Regions from separate parts of the Homo sapiens genome. Here all the other regions are linked to region 3. A link is an interaction called in ENCODE POLR2A ChIA-PET data of the cell type or tissue named here. Cell type or tissue: MCF 10A. All regions are shown on one strand. Each heading gives the region's core, and the rest is flanking DNA. Links, peaks and the distances in the headings are about the cores only.

Region 1 (3,382 bases), core at 500-2,999, 150 kb before region 3:
AATATATCTAAACTAGTAAATGTGAATGGTGTAGCTCCAAGTGAATGTGGAGTCACTATACCAGAAACCTAAATTAATAGCCAAATTTAAAAGAAAAATATGTACAGCCTCTTGTATCAGAAATAAAAACAAACTAAAAATAAAACTAGTATTAAAAATTATTTCCAGTCAGGCACGGTGGCTCACACCTCTAATCCCAACACTTTGGGAGGCTGAGGAGGGCGGATCACCCAAGCTCAGGAGTTCAAAACCAGCCTGGCCAACATGGTGAAACCTCATCTCTACTAAAAATACAAAAATTACTAAAAAATTACTAATTACTAAAAATACAAAAATTAGCCAGGCATGGTGGCGCATATCTGTAATCCCAGCTACTCCGGAGGCTGAGGCAGGAGAATCGCTTGAACCCAGGGGGCGGGGATGGAGTGAGTCCAGATTGTGCCACTGTACTCCAGTCTGGGCAACAGAGTGAGACTCTGTCTCAAAAAAAATTATTTCCACCAGGCGCAGTGGCTCACACCTGGACACCTATAATCCTAGCACTTTGGGGAGCCAAGGCAGGTGGATCACTTGAGGTCAGGAGTTTGAGACCAGCCTGGCCAATATGGCGAAACCCTGTCTCTACTAAAAATGCAAAATTAGCTGGACATGGTGGTTCATGTCTGTAATCCCAATTACTCGGGAGGCTGAGGCAGGAGAATTGCTTGAACCCGGGATGCAGAGGTTGCAGTGAGCTGAGATCGCACCACTGCACTCCAGGGTGAGACTCCGTCTCAAAAAAAAAAAAAAAAAAAAATTTCCCAGGGAAACAAAAGGACATTCCTTAAAAATTATTTGTAAATGCTTATCTGGAAACTATAACCTGCAGGTTCAGCTGTGGCGTCACAAATTCAGAAATAGTCGTTAGTGCAGATAATGAGAATCAATCATTTGAGAGTGTAATAGGATGTTACAAATCATCTAATGCATACAAGGAAAAAAACTGAAAAGATGAGATTTCTTTTCTCCTGTCTACCTTTCCATATTTTCCAAATTTACTAGAACAGAGGCTGCAAATTCAGATGCAGCCTCCTAAGAAGATAACCAAAATAACCTGTTGAACAAGCAAAACCAAGTGTATTACCCACAGACACATGTTCGAAGCCCACTAAAAGCCACAGTTCAAGATCTTAGATCTGGCATCTGCATGCTTCTCTGAGGCCCACTGAGCGACCCCCTCAGGGGTCTCCCCAACCACAATGGTGAGATGAGTCACACTGGGTAGAGGTCCAATTTCCTTTTCAACAACTGTAGGAATAAAGACCCACTGAATTTCTTATCACATTTGAAAATGTTTAATATTGGAAGAAACCTCCCATATTACTAATATACTGTCCTCAACATTTTTTATTCTAAGTCCATAAGTCAAAGTTCACCTGAAAGAAGACAGGCATAGGTTTCATAAGCCCATTTTCATGCTGACTCTAGAAGCCAGTGAGTTCAGAAGGTTTCATCAGATCATCATCCAAATAGAACACAATTTACCTGGGAACCTTGAGTATTTTCCTCTGTCTTGACTTGCTTTGTCCATGGAAGTCTGGGCCTAGGAGAGACAGTCTCTCCAAATCTTAAACCAACAAGGCACTGTCAGGTTTGCAGTTAGAGATGGCCAACCATTAGGCTGTGAGCCCAAGACAGGAGGTGCACAAACAACATATTCAATATGCCATTAGGAGACTCCCATGAGTTTGGCTCAGACTAAGTCTGTGGTCTCTCAGAGTCAGACTTCTGTTTCTTTAAATGCATTAAATATGTAATGCAAATTCATGGTCTTCTCTTTATAAATGGCATCATTTCACCAAGGATAGTTACAAAGTGGGGAGCAAGGAGAGGGAAATAGGAAGACCTATTAGAAAGGGGAAACAAATATCCTGAGAGTGACTTCAGACCCCAAATGCACAGAAAGCCAGTGGGGTTTAGAAAAACTGTGAATGACGGGGCGCGGTGGCACATGCCTGTAATCCCAACACTTTGGGAGGCCGAGGCAGGTGGATCACTTGAAGTAAGGAGTTCAAGACCCGGCCAACATGGTGAAACCCAGTCTCTACTAGAAATACCAAAAAAAAAAAAAAAAAAATTAGTCAGGCATGGTGGCTCAGACATGTGGTCCCAGCTACTTGGGAGGCTGAGGCAGGAGAACTGCTTCAACCCGGGAGGTGGAGGTTGCAGTTAGCCAAGATTGCGCCACTGCACTCCAGCCTGGGTGACAGAAAGAGACTCTTGTCTCAAAAAAAACAAAAACAAAAAAAAGAAACTGTAAATATTGGACACGGTCTTTTGAAGGCTATTACCAAAATCTTTCCTGTGAAAACAGGTAACTCTAATTCAGTTGTTCTAGCAGACGAAGGATAAGCCCCTTGCAGACTTCCAGGGTGGGCTCTTACTACCTTCAGTTAGCATTCAGGAGTAAGCCCTCAAGTAGTTGTGACCCCAGCTCCTTCCTCACTTCTTGTGAACAGCCTTAAGCCAGAAAAAGAAAATGTTATAAACAAGCAAAAACTGGCTGGGAAGGCACCACATTGTCAAACAATGTAACTCCATATTACACATTTCAAAAGAGCCTGAAAACAAAGGCAGTATAAGACCCAGAATAAGATGATACCCTTGAAGATAAAACTAGATGCTCCCACTCCAAAAATTAAACACCAGTCTTTTGATAAAGAAACCTGCAGAGATTGTAAGAAGAAATTACAATGGAAAAATAATTGTTCTGTTTTATTCAAGAGAATTGGGAAAAAATGATAGTAGGCAAATGTTCTAACAGCAAATCAAGTACCCATTTCTCCTTTTACTCTTCAACTCACAAGACGAATTTTCACTAATTATTAGCGGAGAAACAAGTAAAAATTTTATTGATATGGGTGGCAGTATATTTACCTTAATTCCTGCCATTGTTCCACAAGCTCTCCCTCGGAATCAACAAACTACTCAGTTGACAGATATGGATAATACCCGTCACATTTCCCATGTCCCAGCACACAACGGTCACCTTTGGACCTTTAGCCAAGAAACATTCCCTTCCTAGGAGACACTACATTCACTAATTTCATAAGGAAAAATCTCCCGTGTAAACAGAATTTCCAGATCAAACACTCTCCTGATGGTCTCTTCCTTGAACCCTTGAGGACTCCACCATTCATCATCAAGCCAGAAATAATTTGGACAGTGACACATCAGTATTCTTGGGAATAAATCAAGTCCAAATTGAAGATATCAAAAAGGCAACATTCCTCATCAAAAAAATATATAATTATACTGGTAGAAATATTCAGGCTGAGTAGATCAAGGTTCATAATGACACATCCAAACCCCTACCCAAATTCACACAAATGTCTAAAACAAA
Region 2 (3,382 bases), core at 500-2,999, 480 kb before region 3:
CCTCGCCCTCGAGGAGCTGTGGTTTAGAGGCATGAGGATGGGCCATGCGACTCCCTTGCTCGAAAAGCAAGAAAAGGTGCAGTCGAGAGACCTAGAAGAGGCGGCAGCCCTTTCCTCTGCTGACTCGCAGCTCAGCCTCGCAACTTGGCATGGAGGGTTTTAGTTGTTAAAAACTAAACATTATTTTATTACATATTCCATATTTGTTATTATTTATTCAGAGACAGGGTCTCACTCTGAGGCCCATGCTGCAGTGGTGAGATCATGGCTTATTGTGGCCTTGACTTCCTGGGCTCAAGCGATCCCCCCACCTCAGCCTCCCAAAATGCTGGGATTACAGGCATGAGCCACCGCACCCAGTCTATTTCCTTATTACAAAATTCTCAGCATGGAGTTTTTCATTCATCTTTATGTTTATGTTGTACAATATCAGTTTTAAGTTTCAGTGCATTTAACTCGTGGAATCACAGAAATGACAGTTTTCATAACTTACACATGCGTATTTCTTTTTTTTTTTTTTTTTTTTTTTGAGACAGAGTCTTGCCCTGTCGCCCAGGCTGGAGTGCAGTGGCGCCATCTCGGCTTACTGCAAGCTCCGCCTACCGGGTTCACGCCATTCCCCTGCCTCAGCCTCCCGAGTAGCTGGGACTATAGGCGCCCGCCACCATGCCCGGCTAATTTTTTTTGTATTTTTAGTAGAGATGCGGTTTCACCATGTTAGCTAGGATAGTCTCGATCTCCTGTCCTCGTGATCCACCCGCCTCGGCCTCCCAAAGTGCTGGCATTACAGGCGTGAGCCACTGTGCCCGGCCATCTATTTCATTCTTATCAGAAAGTTAACTGAGCTGTTTTTCACCTCTTGAGGTGCACATATTCTATCAACACTGTCTGCCTTCACCTACTGATGATGGAGGAAAAGAGGGGGAAAGGCACTCTGGGTGGCCCAGCAGGTTGCCCTGGCTTTCTGTGTCATTTTCCGAGTATGTGGTTGGCTGACGCATGTGTAGGAAGGGACATGATGGGGCCTTTGGTGTCTGAATTCTCCGAACCCTTACTTCCTTCTGTAGGGGGAACAGGTTCTGCTTGCAATGGGAAGTGCAGCAGCTCACCCAAGCTTCACCCTAATGCCAGAAAGCCCCACACCCTGGGTCTACCACGATCCCACACTCCTGGGCTCTCCACTCACAGGAGTGCTGTGTTATTCCAGCAGGCTTCGCTTTGCTTACAAAATACAAAGACAAAATCGGGAATTTCAGGATAGTGGCAGCTTCTGAGTGCCAGTTCCATGGCACATGCCAGGCAGGCAGGCAGCCCAGGGTGTGCTTAATAAACCCTGAGGGCACCTTCTAGATTCAGGAGGCCACGGCAGATGTGACTGGAGCCTGGTATGAGGGCAGCCCAGGCCACTGGCTGCCTGGGGCCCTGGAGTGCTTGGGGGCAGTGAGGGGGTGCCCTCCTCCAGGGGCCCTGGGACGTGGAGGTCAGGAAGGAGGTCAGGAAGGGACGTGAAGGCTCTGCTGCCCTTGCCTGGGTCGCCTTGTGTGTGAGTCACTTCACCTCTGCCCCAGCTTCCCCATCTGCAAAAGGGGGGAGAAGCTGGGAGTGAAGCGGCCTCACCATGTGGTTTGGAGCACCAGGTGAAGAATGTAAGTAAAGCACTTGGCATGGGGTGGGCATGGAGTCAGGGCTCTCCCTTGGGGGTGGCGTTGATCCCCCGTGAGCCACAGGTAGGTCCGGCAAGTGGAGCCAGGTTCCTGAGGCCGTGCCTGCAGGTTGGCCCTGTGTGACGAGGTTGACGGCATCTCCAGTGTTGGGCCGCTGGCCGCCTGCCCAGCATGTGTTCCTGGCTCTGCCTCCTGCTGCCGCCTCCGCTGCGCCTTCTGAGTGTCACACCAGGAGGCAGCAGGGGCTGGCAGCACCTCCGCTCCTGCTGCCGTGCCTGGAATTTGGGGCCATGGCCCTGGCCGGTTCTCCATCCTGCCTGTTTGCATAGAGCTCGTTCCCTGGCCTGGCATCTTGGGATTTTCCAGTGATTCCTTTCCATACTTGAAGCAGACATGGGGATGCAGGGGATGGTCATGTCTGCGTTGTTGGTCACTGAACATTTTAAAGGTGGCAACACAATTGCCTTTAAAGTGATATGGCATGAAAAAAATCGTTATTTATATTTGGCATGGCCAAAGAGTAAAAACTCAAGGGATGGTTGCTGAGGAGCATTCAGGAGGCCTGGGGTGGCATCAGGGACCAAGTGTCCGTTTGATTTCACAGACCCGTAAGTGTTCAGTGTCTTGAGCGAACTGTGAAGAGGAGACCCTGGCCTCTGATTTCAAAGGCGCCAGCGTTTTACCGGGGCCGGTGCAGATAATGGAAGAAAGGTGTTTTGCCAGGGACTTTTCCGGGGTATGCAGTGGGGCTGGTGAGGGGTCTGCCTTAGCAGGAAGCCCTTGCCTTTGCTGTAAAGAAACTAGCAAGCGACAAAACGAAAGCATCAAAGAGCCAACAGGATGCGGCCCGAGCCCTCCCTGGCACGTTGCCCCGAGCCGCGCGGGGAAGAGTGACCTTAGGGCCCGCCTCGCGCACACAGGCCAGGCACAGGTTGAAAGTTCAAGGCATTTTGTTTTTTCACCTGTTTCCTACAGTTCTAAGAAACTTCTGAAGAATTAATGTGTAACTATATCAGACACTCGGCGTTTTCTCCAGGGAAAATAATGTTACAGTGGGGGAGGGAGGGGAAGTGGCTACTTGATGAGACACAAGAAGGTTTCCATAAAGTAAGAAAAACCCTCTCTAGGGGAAACGTGCACAACATCGCATGTGACTCTTACTCCATCTCCACCATGTAGAATGGCTGCGTTTGCTCAGGGCTGGCACAGTGTGGGGCTGCTGGTGGTCACAGAAGGACTAGAGCAGCAGTTGGTGTCCTTGAAACCAGTGTACAGCCGTGATCACCATGCCCTTCGTGAGTCTGGTGGGCCCAGGATCTGCTGGGGCCAATTTTGACACGAGGTATTGAATGACAAAAGCAAATTAATGCAGCAAATGTAAAGATAGAGATAAGCTCTTTGCCATGCCACCTTCTGGACCAGGAGTTTATGATTCTGATACTATTTCTCCCTGGCCAGTGGCAGAGCCCCTCTGGCAGGGGCCTGAGCTTCATGCTACCCAAGTCTAAATCATTTTACTTTTTTCTAACAAAGTCTTAACTTGCCAACTGGCAGTATGCATTGTTACTGGCTTGATATATCATGTGGAGAAAACAGATGCTTTGACATGATGACATACAGATTTTACTAACATTTCCTCCTGTCATGAAATTTTCATATAAAGATGAATATTTTCTTGAGGCACCATTTATAAAGGTGGTTTTTATGTTAGAAGCTGG
Region 3 (3,382 bases), core at 581-3,080:
TATCTGCCTGGGAATGTTGCTCCCATTATAGACTGTCTTATTACGAGCTGATATAGCCAATATTGCCTATGACTGGGGTGATACGCTTGGTTTTGTAAAAACTGAGGTAAAATAGGCATAACAAAATTTAGCATTTTAACCATCTTTCAGTGTATGGTCCAGTGGCATTAAGTACATTCACGCTGTTGTGCCCCTATCACCACTATCCATCCCAAACTTTTTTCATCTTGCAAAACTGAAACTCTATCCATTAAACACTAACCCCTCATTTTCCTCCTTCTCCCAGCCTCTTGCAACCACCATCTACTTTCTCTCACTATGAATTTGGCTACTCTAGGTACTTCACATAAGTGGAATTGATACACTCATATCAACAACTATTTGTTTTATCAAGAAATATGAATACCTTTTCAAAAATATCCCTCAAAACAATCCCAGGCCAGGAACAGTAGCTCACACCTATAATCCCCACACTTTGGAAGACTGAAGCAGGAGAACCACTTGAGGCCAGAAGTTTGAGACCAACCTGGGCAACATAGCAAGACATGGTGTGTACAAACAATTTTTAAAAAACAAAAAATTAGTAGGGAATGGTGGCACCCACCTGTAGTCCCAGCAACTGGGGAGGCTGAGATGGGAGGATCGCTTGAGGCTGGAAGTTTGTGTGCTATGATCCTGCTACTGGATCTTGCTAGAGTGCTATGATCCTACTACTGCACTCTGCACTCCAGCCTGGGCAACATAGCAAAACTGCATCTAAAAAAACAAAAACAAAAACCATTGACAATTTAAAATGTAGAGGCTTCATCTGCTGAAGGACACATCAGAAAAAGACTGCCCTTTACCTCAGTGGAAAGGACCTTGTAGGCACTAACTAACAAATAACACAGCAATTGAACTCTAGGGTATTGATCCTTGCATCCTTCTTTCTTTCTTCCTTTTTTTAAGACAGGGTCTTTGTCACCCAGGTTGGAGTGCAGCGATGCAATCATAGCTCACTGTAAACTCAAACGCCCCAGTTCAAATGACCCACCTCAGCCTCCAAGTAGCTGGGACTACAGGCATGCGCCACCACACCCAGCTAATTTTTTTTTTTTTTAAGAGATGGGGTCTTGCCATGTTGCCCAGGCTGGTCTCAAACACCTGCCCTCAATCCCTCAAGATATCCTCCCACGTCAGCATCCCAAAGTGCTGAGATTACAGTCATGAGCCACTGTGCCCAGCTATATCCCTGTTTCTTGACCAAGGAGAAATTAGCCATTCTTGAATCAGGAGGACATTGCTATCAGAGACCTCAAATGGAGAATACTGAGGAATCATCCAGAAGCAGAAAACTGCAGGAAGGGGACAACTTCCACTGAAGACCATAGGAACAAGCTAACGACTGCATGAAGACAGCCCAAGACCTGAGGACCATGGAAGATAAGGAGCTGGAGCTATGTGTTTGTCACACTTCAATCTGCATGGAGGCTTTTCATAATTTTTCTAGATATTTTCTTTCATCTTTTTTGATTTATGCTTTGCTTTGTTGACAGACAGCTTGTTACCTTGACTAGAGTACCTATAAGCAATGATTTCTTAGAGCCAGATAGAACCGGCTTATGAGAATCAATTGCTAAATTGTCAGGAATCTTGCCAGATAGTTGTGAAACCACTGGTGACTTGAAATCAGTCTACAGGAACATGCACACAATGGAAATCAGAAAACATAGTTTTATTTGTCCTTACAATGTGTGTCTGGAAAATGTTACTGCCAGTGTTCTATGTTCTAAAGTTATTTGAAGTAATCATTTCCCCTGTGTGATTAGGTTTTATATTCAGGTCTGTTCATTTGTTTCTGTTTGTGTTCAATTGTTTCTGTTTGTGTTTAATTTGATTTTTTCCCATTTGACTTAATTTTGGTTTTTGAATATATGAGTAATTTACATGATTGAAAAGTTAAAACTGTATAAAGAAAGATACTCCAAGAGTTCTTGCTCTCACCCTGTTCCCTATTCCCATCTCACCCATTGTTCAGAAGTAGCCATTTCCATTTTCAACAATTTCTTGTTTATTATTTCTTTGAAAAAATACATATGCATAAATATGTGTGTGCGTGTAGATGTGCCCTAGTTTATTCAATCAGTCTCCTATTCATGGGTAGTTGTACTGGTTTTCAAGCCATTCCTATTGCAAATAGCATATCTGTATAGCATATCTTATTTTGCATTTGCATATCATATCTGTACATCATAGTTTGCATTTGTGGAGGTGTATCAGCTAGATTTCTAGAAGAGTCACTGAATCAAAGAGTAGATGAACATGTAATTTTGTTAAATATTGCCAGATTTCCTTCCAGGGGAGTTGTGCCATTTTGCAATCCCAACAGCAATGTGTGGAAATACCTGTTTCTCCCCAGGCTTACCAACAGCGTATGTTGTCAAGCTTTTGTACTTCTGCCTAAGAACTGTGAGGTGTCTGAGATTTTTGCCCTCCTTGCAAGGTGGATGCCTTGCCCTGGTGGGCTTGTGTCAGAGCTAAAGAACACTGAAATTAGGAAACCCCCAGTCTTATAAGGAGCTACTAAAAACCTACCTAACCTTTGACCTGGAGGAAAATGTTGTTTTTATTGTCTTGGTCAGGAGAGGAATCTACCCTCTGTCCTTCCAGAATGTTTGCAGCACAAAAGACATTGAGAACAGAAGCTGTCACAAGACGTATAGAAACACCATGAAGGATTGTCTCTCAACACTGCCAATCTGATAAGGGAAGAACAGTATTTGAATATACGCTGTCCAGTACCTCCTGTGAATACCAAAATCCATGAATGCTCAGGTCCTTTATGTAAAATGTGGTAATATTTGCATATAACCTATGCACATACTCCAGTATACTTTAAATAATCTCTAGATTACTTATAATACCTAATACAATATAAATGCTATGCAAATGATTGATATACTCTATTATTTAGGGAATACTAATAAGAAAAATAAGTCTGTACATATTCAATACAAACAATTTTTTTTTCAAATACAGTCATGCACCCATAAGGAAGTTTTAGTCAACAGCTGACTACATATACAATGGTGGCTATACCATATAGCCTATGTGTGTAGTAAGCTATACCATCTAGGTTTGTGTAAGTACACTCTATGATGTTCGCACAATGGTGAAATCGCCTAACAACACTTTTTTTTTTTTTTTGAGATGAAGTCTTGCTCTTGCCCCCAGGCTGGAGTGCAATGGTGTGATCTCAGCTCACTGCAACATTCACCTCCCGGGTTCAAGCGATTCTCCTGCCTCAGCCTCCCGAATAGCTGGGATTACAGGAGTTTGTGACCATGCCTGGCTAATTTTTTTTTGTATTTTTAGTAGAGATGGTGTTTCACCATGTTGGCCA

Evidence for each region. ChIA-PET counts read pairs that join two places held together with the same protein. Peaks named below come from ENCODE experiments on the same cell type or tissue, not always from the same donor. Only the 100,000 strongest peaks of a DNase experiment are listed, where the experiment ranks them.
Region 1: POLR2A ChIA-PET joins it to region 3 with 7 read pairs; 3 of 35 experiments call an interaction of 5 or more read pairs at or near these places.
Region 2: POLR2A ChIA-PET joins it to region 3 with 5 read pairs; 1 of 35 experiments calls an interaction of 5 or more read pairs at or near these places.

Annotation. Positions count from the first base shown.
Region 1 is chr13:100,219,161-100,222,542 of GRCh38, reverse strand. The region is part of intron 7 of PCCA (propionyl-CoA carboxylase subunit alpha); the gene reads right to left. Among named protein-coding and RNA genes, the nearest start is that of PCCA, 130 kb to the right of the region's middle. In MCF 10A, for the core only: no CTCF peak of the experiment used is centred there; no DNase peak of the experiment used is centred there.
Region 2 is chr13:100,543,509-100,546,890 of GRCh38, reverse strand. The region is part of intron 2 of GGACT (gamma-glutamylamine cyclotransferase); the gene reads left to right. Among named protein-coding and RNA genes, the nearest start is that of GGACT, 44 kb to the left of the region's middle. RefSeq lists enhancers at 1-200, 949-1,671, 1,672-2,395. In MCF 10A, for the core only: no CTCF peak of the experiment used is centred there; a DNase peak (open chromatin) is centred at 1,820.
Region 3 is chr13:100,067,733-100,071,114 of GRCh38, reverse strand. No RefSeq gene overlaps it. Among named protein-coding and RNA genes, the nearest start is that of PCCA-DT, 20 kb to the left of the region's middle. In MCF 10A, for the core only: no CTCF peak of the experiment used is centred there; a DNase peak (open chromatin) is centred at 1,624.